2 separate regions of the Homo sapiens genome follow, and region 2 is linked to region 1. Evidence: chromatin loops called from intact Hi-C (ENCODE). Cell type or tissue: PC-3. All regions are shown on one strand. Links, peaks and the distances in the headings refer to the core of each region. The heading gives the core; the rest is flanking DNA.

Evidence for each region. Hi-C counts contacts between places; a loop is a spot of excess contacts. Peaks named below come from ENCODE experiments on the same cell type or tissue, not always from the same donor. Only the 100,000 strongest peaks of a DNase experiment are listed, where the experiment ranks them.
Region 2: it touches region 1 in a loop (8-fold over the local background); 2 of 110 quality-filtered maps call a loop at or near these places.

Annotation. Positions count from the first base shown.
Region 1 is chr1:163,166,721-163,176,796 of GRCh38, forward strand. RGS5 (regulator of G protein signaling 5) reads right to left here. Exons shown (of 5, transcript NM_003617.4): 2 at 1,538-1,648. The region is part of intron 2 of RGS5-AS1 (RGS5 antisense RNA 1); the gene reads left to right. Among named protein-coding and RNA genes, the nearest start is that of RGS5-AS1, 10 kb to the left of the region's middle. In PC-3, for the core only: CTCF peaks have their summits at 4,565 (motif pointing left), 8,268 (motif pointing left) and 8,485; DNase peaks (open chromatin) are centred at 1,531, 4,621 and 8,291; H3K4me3 peaks cover 1,322 bases; H3K27ac peaks cover 5,070 bases.
Region 2 is chr1:162,934,733-162,944,808 of GRCh38, forward strand. No RefSeq gene overlaps it. Among named protein-coding and RNA genes, the nearest start is that of CCDC190, 79 kb to the left of the region's middle. In PC-3, for the core only: a CTCF peak has its summit at 4,506 (motif pointing right); a DNase peak (open chromatin) is centred at 4,509.

The DNA.
Region 1 (10,076 bases), core at 677-8,676:
TAAATAATCCAATAAATGGTCAGCCCCAGGGTTTCTTCCAGAACAGCTTCTCTCTGAATCCCTTTTAATCTCAACAGTTTAAGGGTCTATGTGAATGTTAAAGCAGAGATTTAAAGCAGGAAATGTAGAACTCTATTTTTTTAAAGTTAATACCAACGGATCAATAAATTGTCACATTGTTTACTTCAAAATAGATGTTTTGATCTGTTGCTGCTATGAAATGTGGTTCTTATTCTCCACTACCGCTTGGTGCCTGCTGCTCCACACTGAATTAGCTTCTCCTTTTCAAATGCAGAAAACGCAATTATGCCTCACTTCCTGTTTAGAATCACTTTGAAGTAATAAAAAAAGGAGGAATGGAAATATTCACTTAGGCTAATGGAAAAAGATTAAAAAAAGAGAAAGAATAACTCATCTCTTTATCTCCCAATCAATCCAGCTATGGTAAGTTGAGGTCATTTGGACAAAGGACAGGCTGGCCAATTTACACAAATATTCCATTTAAAAAGAGAAATGGAGGTTAAAGGGACTCCTATATTTTTACCACACTTCTGTGATATCCTCAAAGCTCTAAGATAGCAGAGCGAAGGAATTTGAATGCCTTGGCCTTTTCTTCTTCCCATTTTCCTTTCTTGATTTTTCATGGATATCTCTGTTTTAATGGGAAGATGGAGTGTATCTGTCTAGGTAGTGACAGTCTCTGCAGCTAGCAGGGATGATGATGAACGATGGGAATGCTGGGAGTCGTGTTCCTGAGTTAAAGCGGGGCCAATGCACACTGTGAGACCTGGATTCACTGCCATAACATCATGACTCTTTAGAAGTAATAGTTCCCTAGGATGCCTAAATTGACAGGAGGAATGTGTAGGGAGAGGAGAATGGGGATGAGGGAGGATTGCAGAAATCCAATCAAGAATATTAATTTATGAATTGGGAAAAATACCTGGTGTACATTAAATAGAAATAGCTAGTCCAGTATTCGTTCTTCACTTAAGTAACAGACTTTGTTCCTCTGTTGGAACTTGAGGGGCACTATCTTGGAGAAGGAACGATTAGGCTGAAATTGTCTGCCTTGTCCTTAGTATCTTTCTGAGGGAAATGTTCTCACATCACCCTGCTGAGGAAGCAGCTTTAGATAGTTCATCAGCAGGTAAGCATCCAGGGCTCATAATTAACTGGATCAGGAGTGGTTACCAAGGCAGTAAATGAGCAGGTATTTTTACCACACTGCTGTAGTGGCTGGTATCATTTTATAAGTATGGTCTGTCTATTTTATAAGTATGTCTGTCTCTCAAAAATAAGGCAGAGTCTTATCTTTTATTTTTTATGTATTCTGCCTGTATTCAATAAGATGCTCCAGACATGAGATAGTTGAGAAAAAAAAAAAGAGCTTCTTTGCAAACCAACTCTCTGAGGGCTCTTATGATCCTTAATGAGTAATTGAAGGGGGTAGTTCTACAGATGAGGAATGGTGCTAAACACTTGGAAAATAGCCATCCTCTGGAGGAAATGAGTGGAATCCATATTCATGACTCACTTCTGGGTCTTGGCTGGTTTCTCTGGCTTCTCATTGTACGGAATGACAAGGTCACCAACTGAGTCTGGCTTCTGGAGGAGAATTCCCAACTTGATCTTAATCTCCTTGGCCCTGAAAGAAGAGACACAAGGGGAAATGAGGACACCACATGTGCATACAGATTTTAAGAAGAGATTTCTTCCTGTGTCAGAGAAACAAAAATGAACAAAATCCCATTTCACTTTTATTTTTCTTGTGGCAGAAAGAATACTAATGCAGAAATTAGGATATATAAGTTCTAATAAATAGCATTTATCAAGCTCTTAGTATGTCCTTCATTAATTTGCACTACATTTTAATCCTCATTATTGTTTTATATGTGTTCTCTCATTTTATATCTGCAGACACTATAGTACTATTTCCATTTTGCAGATGAGGTCACGGAATGACAGGAGTTTAAATAACTTAAGATAACCCAGCCAGTATTTGGTGGAGACAGATGTGAGCCCAAGCTGTCTGATGCTAGAGTTCCCAGGTAGAACTCTGCATGCATTGCCTACTAGTCTTCTGAGGGCTCTGGTCTTCACTATTGTTAGATATATGACATTTGGAAAAAATGATCACTTTTTTTTATTATTATTATACTTTAAGTTTTAGGGTACCTGTGCACAACATGCAGGTTTGTTACATATGTATACATGTACCATGTTGGTGTGCTGCACCCATCAACTCGTCATTTAGCATTAGGTATATCTCCCAATGCTATCCCTCCCCCCTCCCCCTACCCCACAACAGTCCCTGGTGTGTGATGTTCCTCTTCCTGTGTCCATGTGTTCTCATTGTTCAATTCCCACCTATGAGTGAGAACATGTGCTGTTTGGTTTTTTGTCCTTGCAATAGTTTGCTGAGAATGATGGTTTCCAGCTTCATCCAGGTCCCTACAAAGGACATGAACTCATCATTTTTTATGGCTGCATAGTATTCCATGGTGTATATGTGCCACATTTTCTTAATCCAGTCTATCATTGTTGGACATTTGGGTTGGTTCCAAGTCTTTGCTATTGTGAATAGTGCCACAATAAACATATGTGTGCATGTGTCTTTATAGCAGCATGATTTATAATCCTTTGGGTATATACCCAGTAATAGGATGGCTGGGTCAAATGGTATTTCTAGTTCTAGATCCCTGAGGAATCGCCACACTGACTTCCACAATGGTTGAACTAGTTTACAGTCTCACCAACAGTGTAAAAGTGTTCCTATTTCTCCACATCCTCTCCAGCACCTGTTGTTTCCTGACTTTTTGATGATCGCCATTCTAACTGGTGTGAGATGGTATCTCACTGTGGTTTTGATTTGCATTTCTCTGATGGCCAGTGATGATGAGCATTTTTTCATGTGTTTTTTGGCTGCATAAATATCTTCTTTTGAGAAGTAAAATGACCACTTTTTACTGCCAGACCTCAGTTCCCTCATCTGTAAAATGATGACGTTATCCATCATTTTAGATGTTTTTTGAGCTATTTCCAGCTATAAAATTAAATCATTCCACTTGATTATTTATTTCTCTATAAAATTTTTGTTTCCAACTCCTTATCCATTGTTCTCTATGGCTGTCAGACTATCTTATGTGCAGTAAGCCTTGATAAATGAGTACTAATTGCCAAACAACAAACTACAGCAGAATTTACTGCTTCTTTGTATCTTCAGTATTTTAGTGAGTAGATATGGTCAGAATTCTGGGTACTCCTCCATCACGGGATGCAACTATTTTCACGCTCAGTTTTAAAACTAACCTTCTAATCTATCCATCACTTTATCACAATTCTATACTAGAAAAGCACCAGGCAAATCTTAAATATTAATCCATAGGACAAGTTGTTGAATATTGGGAGACCCAAAAAGCTACCCTTTCCCAGTCACCTTAGCACTTTACCCATGCTTTTAAGACAGGGTTCATCATATTGCATTATGGTCATTGACTTATGTTTCTGTTTTTCTACTTGGATATGAGAACTTTTTGATGGTAGGAATTTAGTCTTAAATACTTTTTAACCCCTGTGCCTAGCACAATGCTTGGCAATATAGTAAACATTTAAAAATATTTGCCAAAGTGAACTAAAAATATCTTGATTTTGTTCTTTACAAATCTGCTAACATTTACCTCCCAGTCAATGCTAATCATAACCAAAGTTTTAAAGAGATGTGGTGAAGTTCACATGGCAGCCAAATAGGATTTTACTATTGTACACATACTTTCCTCATTTGTTCACAGGGAGGCTGTGATGAGGCAATTTAAGTAAATGCCTAAGATTTGCAGTTACGGATATTAGGGAAAAAAAATGTAAGGAAACCTGTGGTAACTTATAAAAACTCCATAAATGCCTAATTATAACATATTTTCCTTTAGGCTAGTAAATATGGTTTTGAAAACTATGTTTTAGGAACAGTCATCTCTACAGTGTCATTTCCTTTTCATTTTGTTCTGCTTTCACTCTTTCCCTAAGACCCTCTCATTGACTAAAGCCAACTCAGGTCCCATAGTACCTCAGATCAAGCTCAGCACGGCATTAGGGTAAAAACTGGGACTGTTCTGCCGAGGGAGCTTATATAACATTGTGAATTAGAATAAGTGTCGCTTTAATTCCAAGTGTTGCAAGTTACTTAAATTATCTAATGTTTAGTTCTTTTGCCTAGAAATTTGGACTGATAAAATAGTATATCCTAAGACTTTTTGAGATGATTAAATATACTAATGCATGTGAGTCACTTAGCACAGCATTTGGCATAGAACACGGCTTCTTTAAAGTTAGTTCTAACTACACAATCATTTTTCCAACCCACCGCCCATGTTCCCTAGCTTCGAACATTACATTGAAACATACAAAAAATTCCCCGCAAGTTACTAAGGAATTACTACACCCACAACCTTCTATATTCTACCTCTGGGGACAAGAATTGCCAATTTTATATTTATCTGAAAAATGAAGAAAACATTAAGTGGGGAGGAGAAATGCATGCAATATTTGTGGCTACCCTCTGCTGACTAATGTGCAGTATTACAGTCAGAGATGCAAGGTGCACTAGGACACAGTATCCCACCCAGTCCGTGAAAACCTTCATCCATAATCCATATCCTCCTGGCTCCATAGGTCCCTCCCTTCCTGTGCACCCATCTGTGGAATCCATGCTGCAACTGTTTTCAGTTTCAACCTTGACACAATAGTCCACTCACCAATATTTAGATAACAATGATGTAATGAAAGTCTCTCATGTTTAGGTTTCTGTTTGGTTGGTTGTTTTGGTTTTAACTTTATCCCCCCTCTCAAATTTAGTTCCTTTTTTTTCTATTTCTTGCTCCATTTGAGCCTTTTGCTTTTGTAAAAGGCAGAAAAATATTTGTGTTTGATTTCCTGATGCAAGAATAATAGTTGGAGATTAAGGGATAATTAGAACAAAGAAATCGAATGTATGTAAAAGAATTATTAGTGACTTAATTCATTTATTCCTTACTGATTAACTCATTGGTCATGTTTACTGTGTCAGGCAGTATGCAGTAAATATACAAACACCATTAGGTTTGCTCCTTGCTTTCAAGGTGCTTTTAGCCCGGAGAGGTCTTAGATGTGGAAACAATCACAAACGGGTGCTTAAAGACAGACTGTCCAGAAAGCAGCAGAACTCTCACAGAGGAGCACCAGTGTCCACAACGGTAGATCAGGGGGAACTTCTCAGAGGAGGCAAATGTGGAACTAGAGAATGAGCAGCAGTCAGTCAGTTGGGCTAGAAAAGAATGAGCGTTCCAGAGGGAAGGGTGGGTGCGTGTTATTTTAAGGGATGTAAAAGTAGTTTGTACTGCAAGAGGGTGAAATGTGAGACAGCAGAAAGCCCATTCAAAGAAGTTACTCTGCTTCCCTTCCAGATAGAGGGATGGATGTTGGAGGGACCTCTATACAGTACCTAGCTTGCAGCAAAGTTGGTATGAAAACAAACAAGAGATAAAACTATTGAAAAGCGCCTTTCAAAAACTGTCTGTATTTAAAGACGTGGCATCCTATCATATGAACACAATGTATCTCACATTTTCTTTTACTATTTCAGAATGCATTTTCTGTGAAAACACCATTTATAAATGGTAGTTAAATGCTCAAGACATACCACAAAATCCTTTTAAAACCAGGATGAATCAGTACCCTACTACTATTTTATCTATATCACTGCTTAAATAGAGTTTTTTGTGGAATGATCTAGAAATCAACTATCATTTATAACATTGCCAAGAGAAAATCGTATTCCATTTCTTCAGAGCAGACTAACATACCAGAACATCAGGTTACTCTTTTCCTCATATTTGCCCTGGAAATGTAAGGGAGAAAAGATATTCAGTGCTTTGGAAAACACTTCTTTCTATGGCTTCAGTTTCTGGCTTGGTATAGGCTCAAGTATAGAGCATTATAAAGTTAAGAGTATTTAAGTTGTGAAGTCTATTAAATTTAATTAGGAGTTCATTGTTCAGGGAATGACTAATGTTATTGCATTTCTGCTCATACAACAGTAAAGTTTAAAGGCCGAGGAGCTGAGAAATGCTGAAGTTCAAATCACTTTAAACATTGCACTCTTTTCACAAGACTAAATAATGTTAGATTTGTTTTACTCCTCAAGAATCCCTGGAATATTATTTCATCCCCCGTTTCCCTTTCCTCCCTACCATAGCCTCACAGACATATGAAAATAAAACAAACCAAATGAAAAATTCAAACAAAACAATAGCTCCAGCTTACCAAACTATTTTCCCTTTATAGATAAACTTGAATGTATCTGACATTAATTTGGCATCAAAAACAACACCATCCAGAGAAGATAATTTTCTAATTTGTTTACAATTTCCTGCTTGGTCTCGGGCTCTATTTGACTGCACACTAGACATTTTTTCCTGGCCACATTACATTAATGCTCATTAACAAGAAACTATTTTTATCTCCTGTCATCTCTCTTCCTCCTCTTGTTATTCTTTTGTTTTACAAAGAAAAACTTGTTTTGAAATAAAATCAATTGAAAATGCTTGAGTTAAAGTTTAATTAAAGGCTCAGAGGAAGATAATTCTTTGTCTAGATGACTCACATTAGTGATTCCAAACTGAAAACGGTTTGAATAATTCTGGGGCTTTGCAGTTTTAAATCTGCTCCCTGTGTGGGTATGCTGGCTGGCTGGGAAGTCAAAACTCAAAAGGCCACGGACCACCTCAGTCCTTCCTGCTAGTGCGTGAATTTAATGGGTTATCACCTTAAGATGCATAAGTGTGGAAAACCAGCACAAGCAATCACTAAAAACAGAAACATGGTTAAATTTTGAGAAATACAATTATATTCCACCAGAATGTGTGAAGAACCAATTATATATAAAATCTTATACTAGGTGTTTCAAGGGTTACAGAGTTGTTTCTCGCTTCAGAGACACTTGGAACAATTGAATATAAAACACATATATGTAAACTGTATAGCAGATATTTTTCCAATCACTGATGAAGGTAGGTGGAGTATAAAAACAAAAGAACGTAGGCCTGGCACAGTGGCTCATGCCTGTAATCCCAGCACTTTAGGAGGCCGAGGTGGGTGGATCATGAGGTCACGCATTCAAGACCAGCCTGGCCAAGATGGTGAAACCCCATCTCTACTGAAAATACAAAAAAAATTAGCCAAGCGTGGTGGCAGGCACCTGTAATCCCAACTACTCGGGAGGCTGAGGCAGAGAATTGCTTGAACCCAGGAGGTGGAGGTTGCAGTAAGCCAAGATCATGCCGCTGCACTCCAGCCTGGACAACAGAGCAAGACTCCATCTCTAAATAAATAAATAAACAAACAAACAAACATAGACTGTAACCTCAAGGAGCCCTAACTTCCCAATGTGCAATGGGAGATATTATATACCTAAAAACTGCTCCTAATATATCCTCAGAGCCCTCTGAATTTTCCATTCATGGCATTTTTCAATTGGCATTTATATCTCCATATGTATATGTATATGCGAATATTGTCTATCTCTCCCATTAAAGTGTCAGGTCCCCAAGAGCAGAGTGAACATTTGTTTAGTTCACAATTACAGCTTCAGCACTTAGCACAGGGCCTGGCATTTAATAGCATTCAATAAAGATTTGCCATGTAAATTGATGAATGAGCAAATGAATGAATGAACTGAATTGCTAGGTTATAGTAAAGCTGCATTTTGGGGTGGAGTAGGTGAAATATTGGAGTGCAGCTTAGAATGAGTCACGGAGGACTAAGATGTCTCTAATTTGCTAACTGGACAGAGGTAACACCATTAAATGACTATAAGCACTATAAAGTAAGTGAATTCAATTTCTGTCCTTGAAAGAGATTGAGAATGGTCAAGTGGGGCATTTAGTTCCTCATATTATATAGGACATATGCTGATGAGAAGAGGCAGGGAGGATAATTGCAATCACTAGCAATCTGAAAAGAATCAATTATAAGACCATAATTTTTCAGGATTTAAAAGAAACAGAAGTAGCCCTGGGGCATAGGCTATTCCTGTGGTTGAAAGGCTTTCGGCAATCACAAACAGGTTTCGCTGTAGACGCCAGACATATGTCAGGAACAGCGAGAAGGAAGAAGAGAGGGAGGAGAGTTGAGAAGCATAAGGCAAGATTTTTACAACACATTTCCAAAAGAGGTGTCCTAACATCGGATAATCCAATTTAAATTCAATGCAATTTAAATCCGTGTCGCAGATGCCCCCTGCTGGCTGTGGGAAGGCGTGAGCATTAGCAAAGAACTGAGCAAAGAGCAGATTGGTTCCAGGCTGCTTCCTTCTGAAGAAACACTACGAGGTTTCTTTCCACGGACTAAAAAGAACATGTCTGGAATAGATACCCAGGAAAGAGAAACACAAGCTTCTAAAACACTCGCTAGCCGTCAATGTCCACAGCCGAGAGTAAGACATTTGCCGGATTAGAGACCAGAGGAGAGAGGAGCTCCTCTGAGTTCCGTGCAGCTGAGAACTAATCTGAGAGGTAGAACCCAGCAGAGACTGACAGAGGGAAGAGGGCCCAGAGGGTCCCTGCGCGGGCCTATCAAGAGGGAGAATGCATTTTGCTGAAAGCTGGAACAGCTTTCTTCCTGGCTGCTCATTTAAAACTTCATATCAGTGGAGTTTGCTCCTTGTAGGTGGCTCCGAGACAGGGTAATGGATGATCTTGAAAACCCTTAGCGGGAGTATAAGAATATGCTAGTGGAAAGTCGGCTCAGTTCTGGGGCTGAAATCCTCAACTTGCCAGGATCCTCAGCATGGCCCCTAAAATCAAGATGGACTCTTAACTGCAGAGAAAGGCAGTGCCGGGTGATTGTGGTGGAAAGAATCTATCATTTTGGCATCTACCATCTACCCTATTTCTGAATTTACCTACTTCAGTTTGAACTACAGAAAATTCACTCATTGCTTGTGCTTTAACAGCATATGAAAGAGAAGTTTAGTAATAGTGTGATATCATGTTAAAACATGTATTTATTTTCTTACTTGATTTATATAATTAATATATGATACATGATGGAAAATGACTCTATGGTTAGTTAATATGAAATACTCCTCGGGTGCTCCAAATGATAAAAAGGTGAAGAAAATGCTAAGGAATATATAGTAGTAGTAGTATTAATGTGTTATGATATGACTTCAGAAATGAAAGCTCTGTTTCTAAACACAAGTGAATCATTCCCTAGCAGTGTTTTAGGCTTTCACTCATATTAGTGATTAATTACATAATAAGCCCCTTCAAACTATAAGATGGCTGAAAAGATGGAACTGACAATGTCATTTGTGTCAAATATATTCACAGAAAGCACGTTTATCTATTATACCCTTTCAACTCTTGATATGTTCTAACGTTTCCCTTCAGCAGATTGTCTTAATAACAACTCTTTTCATTTTTATGTTCAAGCTGTTACCTCAGCTACCCCAGGTTAGCTCATTTTCAGTAAGGGACCATCACAAGTAACCTGCAGTAACAGACTAGGAAGTCTCCCAGGGTTCTTGTTTAAATAAGCTGACTTAATTTCTTAGGACCATGGTGGACAGAGAAAAGCCTGTGCAGGCCGGGTGCAGTGGCCCACGCCTGTAATCCCATCACTTTGGGAGGGCAAGGCGGGCAGATCACCTGAGGTTGGGAGTTCGACACCAGCCTGACCAACATGGTGAAACCCCGTCTCTACTAAAAATACAAAATTAGCCATGAGTGGTGGTGCATGCCTGCAATCCCAGCTACTCCAGAGGCTGAGGCAGGAGAATCCCTTGAACCCAGGAGGTGGAGGTTGTGGTGAGCTGAGATCACGCCATTGCACTCCAGTCTGGGCAACAAGAGTGAAACTCAGTCTCAAAAAAAAAAAAGAAAAGAAAAAAAGAAAAAGAAAACCCTGTGCAGCCTCTCCTTTTGTTCACTTATTTATTCAACAAATTAAAAGTATGTTTACTGAATGCCTACCACATGATGTACGCTATAATATGTTTTGATATTTTCAACGAAATAAAAAAGATAAGGTCCTCTCATTGA
Region 2 (10,076 bases), core at 1,451-9,450, 230 kb before region 1:
TGAAGAGATCAGAGTGAAAAAAGCAGAATGGACAATGTGAGCTATGTTTTTGAGGAGCCGTAGAAAGAACCTAGAAAGCTGCCTTGGTAAGGACTCAACAGGACAGTTTGCTTTGTGGAGACTGGGACCTTCCAATTGAATGCTGTTTCACAGCAACATTTTTGTTCATCAGGTTATTCTCAAATGCAGACTTATTCAAGTTGGTTATGATAGAGCAGTTAGAACTTAGAAGATGATTCTGTGTTTGGAATGCAATGGTGTGCTTGACTCTAAGTTACATATTTTCAAAGGATTGGTAGATTTCTTGCACTTGAATAGCCTAGGAAACTGAAGGCTGGTCACTCTCAGTGAGAGTCAGGACAACACTGAACTGGATTTATGAAATGGAGAGTGCAAATGATCATCTCTCTGGGCTGAACGGAAACAACACGAAATGGCGAGATGATTTGGGGAAGGCTACATTAATAGCAAAGGGCTGTAGCTTATGCCTGGTACCTCTACTCCAAAGCCCGTGCTCTTCCATACTAGGGAATGGAGGGAGGATAAACGTGAGAGGAAAAATGGGGTCAGGGAAATGAGTTTAGAGGCTTTTTCAATGGTCCAGATGAGAGATAACAGTATCTATGTTGGGAGCAGTGAAGTTGCAGAGAGGTAGACAGATTAAGAACACATATTGAAGGTAGAACAAACAAAATTTTATTGTGGTTTGGATATGAAGGGTGGGTAATAAAGAAAAAAGAGCAATTAACTCTGAATTTTAGATTTTTGACTTGAGCAACCAAAGTGGATGATGTAGCATTTTGTGAAAAGGGGAATGGTTTTAGAGAAAAAAGAGGTTTGGGCAGGGCAGATAGGAATTTAAGGAGGAAATTTAGAGAATTTTGTTTTGGCCTTATGTTTTTAGAGGCATATTAGACACACATGTGAGATGGCAAGTCGGCAGAAAGGTAATCATGCATCAATGTAATATTCTTATGAAACTACCAAGTCAAGTTTGTTTCAAAATGTAATCCTCAATAATGAAAGATTGATTATGCAGTATAGAACTTTTGGGGTAAGGCATTACATTTTGGAGAATGTCTTGAAAACATTACGATTTGAGTCTTAGAGAAGTTTGTGGTAAACCATTCTTTCTGCCAGTAGTTTTGTAACAGGGTATATTGTCTATTGAGCCTTTATTCTAGCACATTAGACAAGACAAGAGGTTTTCAAACATCGTGTTTAAGGCTTTTTCTGGATCTGTCACCTCACTTAGGAAACTTTTATTTCAACTTCTAGGCACCTGAACAAAGACTGTTTGTATTGAAGTTCATTTTACCTACTTGTGAAATGACCTCCATGGTCTAACCTGGAAACTGATTTATTCCTTATAACAGTTTTTATTTTATTTTTTAAAGGAAAAAGTACGTTATAAATTCCAAACAATCCATTTAAATAAGCTTTGGGAACATAGCCTGCTAGTAAAAGAGAGACTGCCTGTACTTCCTTTTTCGCTACTTTTCAATCCAATTTTCAGTTAGGAAGAACTTGAAGGGAGGAGAATATGTGGAAAGGACTCAGCTGTGTATCTAGCCAGCATTTTAATTGGAGTGTGAATCATATTTAGATAGAGTAGAGCCTGATAAAAGTCAGGTTCTCAGAAACCGGAACACCTGTGTTGGAGATTTTAGAAGTGAGAGGCTCAGGACTCCTGCATTGCACATCCCCAAAACCACCACACACAGTGAGAATTACATTTCTTTCTTTCTTTCTTTTCTTTTCTTTCTTTCTTTCTTTCTTTCTTTCTTTCTTTCTTTCTTTCTTTCTTTCTTTCTTTCTTTCTTTCTTTCTTTCTTTCTTTCTTTCTTTTTTTTTTTTTTTTTTGAGACAGAGTCTCTCTCTGTCGCCCAGGCTGGAGTACAACGGCACGATCTCGGCTCACTGCAAGCTCCGCCTCCTGAGTGCACACCATTCTCCTGCCTCAGCTTCCTGAGTAGCTGAGACTAAAAGTTGTGCAACAGAGAGGCCCTGGAGACTCCCAAAATGCCATTATAAAACAAGACATAGATGAAGTACTGTGGAAAGGACTTGAAATTTAACATCATGTAAGTCTAGATCTCAGTCACACTTTACTGCTTACTAGTCATATGGCCTTAACCTATGCAAGAAAATCACCTAACCTATATATGTTTGTTTTCTTACCAATAAAATGAAGATAATAAATACTGTCACATTAGATTAGTTTGTTTGTTGATTTACTCATTCATTCATTCAACAAATGTTTTTTGAGCATCTACTATGAACCAGCTATGTGTTAGGTGCTAGAGATACAACAGTGAGTAAGGTGGACATGCTTTTTCCTTCCATGGATCCAGATGGCAGGTCATCACATAAGCAGTTGCCATAAAGTGGAATCATTTCCCAATTAGAAGAAAGAGATATTCAAACACACGACAGGAAGACCTTACATAGCCTTGGAGGATGGGGCTCTGGACAGATCACCTAGAGATATAATAGATTGAGTTGGCCAGATAAGGAACAGATGCAGGCAGTCTCCCTGTCTTTTATTCCTTGTATTTAATCACCCATGCCCTGTTGCTTCTCTCTTCCTAACACTTCCTTCATCATTCTTTCTTCTCCAGAGAGAAAAATCTTTGGCCATTAGGCCAATCTCATAAAATAGTTTCTAAGTAATATACAATTTGTCTTTTTGAGCTGCTTCTCCTCCTACCTCAAATGGTAGGAATTCGCCAATGTCAAGTCTGTTACCTTTCCTCTTCTCTCCTTCAATGAGCCAATCTGAGTCCCATCTTTAACAATGATTTTCATATTGGGGGACCCATAAACTTGTGTCCCCCAATAACACATAAATTGGAGGATTAGGGCAATAAGTCCCACCAGGAACAGCCTAGGGCAATTTTGCCCCACCGGGAACATTTGGAGACATCTAGAAACTTGATTGTCAAGACTTGGGAGGAGATAGAAGGCTATTGACAGCTAGTGGGTAGAGGCCAGGGATGTTGCTAAATACCCTACAATGCGTAGAATAGTCCCCACAACGAAGAATTATTCAGTCCCAAATGTCCATAGTTTTAAAATGGAAAAACCTACTCAATTTCTGTAAATACCTATGGGCTTACACTCTCATGTTTCTGTCTGCTTTCTGTCTCTTTTTTTCTGCAGCTGCTGTCTGCTTTGTTAATCTAGACAGAAAACTCGGCCTCTGAACAGGTTTACCCAATAAAATGCACTTACATCAGACATTTTTGGGTTTATTGTATTTCACTGAAAATGTCTGAAGAATCATAGAGAATAAAATTGCACAATGCAGCTTTTCTCTTTATCTTTCTCATCTCTGTTCCCATCCGGTTCCTCTTAGTTTACCTGAAGAAAAAAAAAAACTCTAGATTGTTCTCTATCTAGTGGAAAAGCAACTTCCTTATCTGAAACTTTGGCTTCCACTGATCCCTGAAGACCTAGTCGGGGGGTGGTAGTGTTGACTACTACTAACACTAACACTTATCAACACAGTTTTCAAAATAAGATAGTGGAATTCCTAACATAGTTTCTGATGTGTGAAATCTCTTTGTTTTTAAAATGTGCAATTTTAAATTAATTTAAACCTTATTGTTTTCAAAATGCTTTCTACTTGTGAGATTAAAAAGTGTATTAATCAGGTTACAGATTCAGTTGCCCAAAACAGAGATGTATAATTACAGGGACTTAAATGAGACAGTTTAGTTCTTACACTCTTAAACACCTAAACTAGTATGGCAGCTCCATTCTGGGAAAAGCAGGGGCCCCAGGGTAGCCCTTTTCAGCATAGTTCACAATGGTCCTCTACCACATCCTCATTCCACTGGAGGAAGGGGGAAAGAAAGTGAAAGGCATGGCCCTTGCTTTTAGTTTATTTGTTTATTTAAAAAATTTTTGTTCTTGGCCCTTGCTTTTAAAGGTAGGACCTGGAAGTTCTCCATTACTTCCACTCCCATCCCATTGGCCAGAACTTGGTCATATGGCCACACCTAGGGGTAATGGGTGGTGGAGAATATAATCTATATTCAGACTCATTATATGTGTAGCTAAAACTCAAAATCCATCTTCATTGGATGAAGAGGAGGATGGCTGCAGTGGAACAATTAGGAATATCTGCCTCAGAGGGGACTTTGCTTCAGGAGTACCTGAGAACAATGGGGATGTCTGTGTAAACTTTATCTGTGTTTTCTTGATTCTTTATAACATTTCACCTCCATGCTCCTGCCGCAACTCAAATTCCTTCCTTATGCCAGCACTATATTATTACAGTCAATTCCTATCAGTCTCCCTAGTATAATTCTCCTTGCTTCATTCCCTTGCCCAAACCCTTGTCTTAAAACAGACCCCTATCCTACCATTAAGGGCCCTCCAGCTTTTGACCTCCACTTCCCAGACTTAATTCTCGTTAACACGTTACTTCCCTCTTTTCCCAGTCTTTCCAGACTGTAGAGACGTATCTCTTCTCTGAACTCTAATAACCAGTAGAGGGTGCGCTATGCAGTTTCACAGGTGATAGCTTATGTGCATGTGCATATGTGTGCATGAAGTGCATATGTGTTGGGGGTTTGGGAAGGCTGTTTTGTGGGGATGTTGGGAGTGAGTGGAAGTGAATGTGGAGAAGTAGGAAGGACCAGGATTGAGGATCTTATTAAGAAATACGTTAACCTATAGACACAGAGGCATTATCAAACACTCCTGGGATGAGGGCATCAAAAATTTATACTGGAAGAAATGCTAATTAGAAAAGAGTAATCAGACAAACTGCTCTTTGATCCCAGTGAATACTCGCTCAGTGCTAAGGTAAATCCTAGTGAGATTAGAAACTCAGGACAAATATGTAGAGATCTTGAATTACATGTGTTAGCAACAGTGATGAAATATTAATTGATTTGCTTGTTTTCCTATGTAGAAATACTTAAGAAAGTAGATTATGATATTCTAGAATTCCAGAAGGGAATATTTATTAATAGGCAGGCTAGGATCCCCTAGAGAGAGACAAAAATGGAGAAGTACAATAGGATGTCTAAAGAGAGAGAAGAAAAAGACTGGCTTCTTTTTATTCTTTCCTTCCTTTCTACTCCTCCTTCTGTCTCACTTCGCAGAGGTGGGCTGTGACCTCTAGCCTTTCCAAAGCACAAAACAGTGCTCCCTCCTGTCAGGGTTTTAGGAAACTGTGCTTCTTCCAACCAGATTCAATTTTTGCTCCCCATCCTCAGATCATCCAGCCTTTATCTCATATAATCATATCAGAGGTCTCAGTTTGAATTTAAACTTTAATCACCCTAAGATTTAGATATGTTGTGGTGATGAAATGGGTCTGAGAAGAAGAGGCCCAATATATGAGGGACTCAGAAGCCTCCATGAACTGTAGGTAAGAAAAAAATGAATGCTAGAAAAAATAGTGTTATCCACTCCTTCAAGGCCAGAAAGCCAAGGTTGAAGAAGAGAAGTGATTTTGAGAGGTACAGGCTGCAAACCAGCCCAACCCACAAAGAACTACACCTGAGTCTTAGAATGAATTAGATATAGTAAAAGTACAGGTAAAGAAGCTGTCTCCCTAAAATTCTCTATGGTACATTGCGAGCCCAAGGTATAGCAACATTATTCTCTAGACCTGTAGCAGCAACAAAAGATGTTGCTAGTGACTTTAGCAGAAGCCATTTCAGTGCTTATGAACTCAGTCACTAGTAGCCTTAGGTGGTTGGCATATCAGTGGGTCTTCGCATATATAGCAGTCACATTTGGCATCAGCATTGGTAAGTATAGAGATATCACCTCTGAGCCCCCAGCAGAAGAGGAAAATCATGGGAGACTAAAGTAACCAGGGTAATCCATTCACAAGCAAACGTGAAACATGTCTTTGGGCCATGGTTTCCACAAATAGGGTTAGAGTGGGTCTGAAGTTAGCCTCAGGCTCTCTGGGTTAGAGACTATGGCTAGATAGCTGGACTTCTGAGGCACTTAAAGCCATCCAGCCTAATCCTTTCCTTTGATAGAGGAGGAATCAGAGACCTTTGAAAAGTTAAAGATATGATCCAAGTCAGAGGGAGAAATTAGACCCCAAACTTAGGTCTTCTGATTCTTAGTCTGGTGCTCGATACTCAACACTAAATAGTTATCTTATTAAATGTAAGTCTTTTATGACGAGAGCTTCATTTTCAGATGTGTTATTCAGATTATTTGTGCAAAAAGGGGTACTGAAGAAATGTTAGTTAGAAAAGGAAAAAAAAAAACCCTCCATACTTGGTGTAGGATGGACAAGTCTCACAGTCCCACATAGTCATCCCTCTTATCTAACCCAGGTCTTGAGTTGTGTTCTTGGATTTTGACTTAGGCTAGCTCTTTCCCAAGGAGCTCTGTAGCCCAGCTCCTGCCACCAAGCCTCTCAAGAGAAGCAGGCATGGCTAGGTCTCTGGTGAGCACAATTAGGCTAAAACAGAAACACGTATTTAGGTTGGTGCAAAAGTAATTGCGGTTTTGCCATTACTTTTAATCCTGCTGTGGAAGGATGGAAGTCCTGGGCTTTGAAGAAGGATGGCATTGGAGCAGGAAGTCGACATGCAGCAGCAACACCTCAGTGGGGTACTGACAGGAAGAACTTGGGAGCAGTGTCTCCTGGAAGAGAACAGAGAGTCTTAGCCCATGTCTTCTACAGAGAAGGATGGGCTATGGTAGCTTTCTCCTTCCTTATCCTGCTTTTTCATCTATTCACTGTCTAAGTTGTTCTATTACCTTTCCCTTCTATCACCCTTTGATCTCTTACTTAGTTCTAAATCTGAAACAAGCCATTCCAATGGGATAAATCCTTTTCATTCATTTAAAATTACCATAAAGTATAGAATCCTCACTGGCAAGAAGCTTAAAGTTCTACAAAAAATTTATAAAACAAAAAATTCATGCCCTTAAAAAGGTCAAGCTACAGAGTCAAAATATGTACTTGCAATCAAAAGTATCCTGGGTACAAACTAATATAATATCTGGTAGGTGCTACTTTTGGAATACATTTCTAAAATGCAATGCTGTGTTTATATGCACTCTCTCATTTTGTTTTTATACTCTTTGTATGTGATTTGTAAATTTTTAATAGATATGGAAATAGAGGTTAAGAGAAATTGAGAAACTTATCCAAGTTCACACACAGCAAACAAGTTCTGGGGCTAAAATTCAAACTTCAGTATTCACAGAGATCTTCCACCACCCTCAAGTTGAGTACATTATAGCTGAGGACCACAGATATTATTGGCAATAATGAGTATGTGTGTCCCAGAAGAAAAGAAGTGTGCACTAAGCTCTGATGGTTGTGAAACTTTCTCCTAGCACCCATTATGTGTCTACTGGCTACTTTACATATAGAATCTTATTTAGTTCTAACAATCTCATGTAATCAAATATTTCAATTTTCACCTTATTGATTAAGAAACTGAAGACTGAAGAAGAAAATTAAGCATGGATGGTCCTGCAGCTACTAAAGATCAGTGTGGATTCCAACCCAGTCTGCCCTCAAGTGTGTGACTTTCACAGAGGTGACAGAGAGGGAATTTCAGCTGAGAAAACCATCAGGAGCATTAGTACCAGGGTAGAGAAATAAGTCAAATATACAAAGACAGAAAGAAAAATTTGATAAAGGTGAAACGCTGTGATCAAAAAGGGAGAAGTAAGGAAAGAGAGTGAAGCATTGGGAGGGAAAGTCACGGATAGGTCTTAAAGCCAAAGTAGAGGAATTGGGGTTTGATATTCCTGGCTGAGGGAATCTATTGCATGGTCTCAGGAAGGTTGGGACATGGTTAAGGTAGTGGGCTGAAAGATGGTTTTACTGTCTGTGTACCAGATGGAAAATAGGAGAGTGACTAGAAACTGCATGACTGCCTGGGACGTTTTCCCCAGTGTCCCCAGATTAATGATAATGGTGATGGCTGTCTTTCTGGGAAAGTATCTATGCACTCAGCTTTGATCTATGCACTTTACATGTATTTACCTCCTTAATATTCTCAATTAGTTTATGAAGTACTATTATCATCATCCCTATGTTATAGATAAAGAAAGTGAGGTTCCAAGAGCTAAGGAACACATAACAATTAAGTGGTAGGGCTAGAATGTAAGGAGGTCTGTGTGACTGCTCAGAGCTTAAGCTTTCCCTTATACCATGCTGCTTCTCACTGCTCTCCCTGTCACTCAGTAGCAAGAGTATCCTCATCAGTACAGCTTCCTACATAAAACCATTTAAGTGCAGCTGAAAAGAAGCAGCAGCAGTGAACTGCTAACACTTCTCTTGTCCCAGATGTTTGACTGTCCTGTACATGTGAGCACTAGATCAGATGTTAATGTCTCTGCCTGGGCTAAGAAGTTCTTGGCATGAGATGTTTCAGGCTGAGCTTGAGATTTAGACAGGCTGTTCTGGGTACAATGGGTGGAGACTTTCTTTGACACAACTGTAGCTTAGTAAAAGCTTCAGTAAAGGTGCTAATTGTGTACAACTTACCTGCAGAGGTTTCCTTTTCATAAATATTCTCTTTTCCCTCAAGGAAGCTGACTAGCTTCTGAGAGCCAAATTTCATTGCGTAACGGCAGAGACTTTAAAATACATCAAAGAGTGTGTCAAACTTTTCCACTCTCCTAACTGCAGGGGAACTAAATGCAAACCCTGTGGGAGCCGGGGGTGGGGTGAGGGGTTGGAAAAGAGTAGGTTAAGAACAAGACATTTCTTTGAAGTTTCATGTTTCATCTTAAGAATTTGTGTGAAGTTTCCATTCCCACAAAAGACATCTGTGTTTTAAAATTAAAATGTTTTCCTAAAACATTGGGTTTGTGAAATAAAATTAAAATGTTTTTAGAATTAGAGTCACCATGATAATCCAGGAGTTTCACGTCCTCCCCAACATAGCATCTCTTAATCCCAAAGTCAATTAAATCCATATGAGACACCCAAACATAACAATTTGCAACTAGATCTCTGTGGCCATGGGAATAGATTCTTCCAATCCTGTGTCTTGGCAAGCATAGTCAGAAGGTCATAACTCACATAAATGTCATGCACAGGACAGCTGCACCATGCAGAGATTGTTTGTAACCAAATATACCATCAGGGCTCCTGAAATACCTGAAGGTTAGTATAGTACAGTGGTTAAGAACAAGGCTTTACACTTAAAGAAACAGTGTTCAAATCCCAACTTGGTTGGTAACAGCTGTAGCACCTTGAGTTAGTTAGCCACTTAGAAAGGTTGAGTCCATGAATATGCATTATAGTGTTTAGAAAAATGCATGGCATATTTTAAATGCTCAATAAATGATAGCTTTAATTATAGTTAATAATTGTAAGATCATGAGATTTATTTTTTGAATGTAAAACTTAAAATATATAAAAGTATTACAAATTATTATTGCTTCTTAAAAGAAAAATAACCTTTACACAGAAAATATTTGATTATCTATTAGGTCTGGAAACCTGAAACAAAATTCTAGGTTAAATTTTCAAAAATGTACACCTACGTGATCCCTGCCCTCTAGGATATGGAAAGAAAAATTGTGATGCAGAAAATCGTACAGAAAAGTTATGAAAAAGCAATAAATGAACGAAAGTGATTTTCTGTCTCTTAGAAAAGTATCAAATTATTCTTATACACTAGTCTGGATGCCCAAGACTTGAGAAACAGCATAAAATTTACGGAAAAGATGAATATATGAATACTTAATGAGACTAGAAAATAGTAGAGGCAAAATCTGAAAACTGAATAATCAAGGAACACCAATTGAAGGAATATTTATTATAATAATTGAATAATATAAAACATAATGAAGTCCTTTAGACCCAGTATTCTGTTCTTGGGCTGGTGAGGAGTGTGGCATCTTTAATTTTTCAATCTACAAAAATTTATGGATTTATTGATCTAGATGTTATGTAACACTCTGGACTAGAATGTGTCAGTGTGCATTCTCAAGGAACCTGCAATGAAAGACTGTGGCAGTGTTTTTCCTTTCTCTATGATGGAAACACAGTAGTCTGATCCTTCAAGTTTCTTCCTATTCCTTACTTATTAGATCTATGATTTCTTTCGTTATGTCTC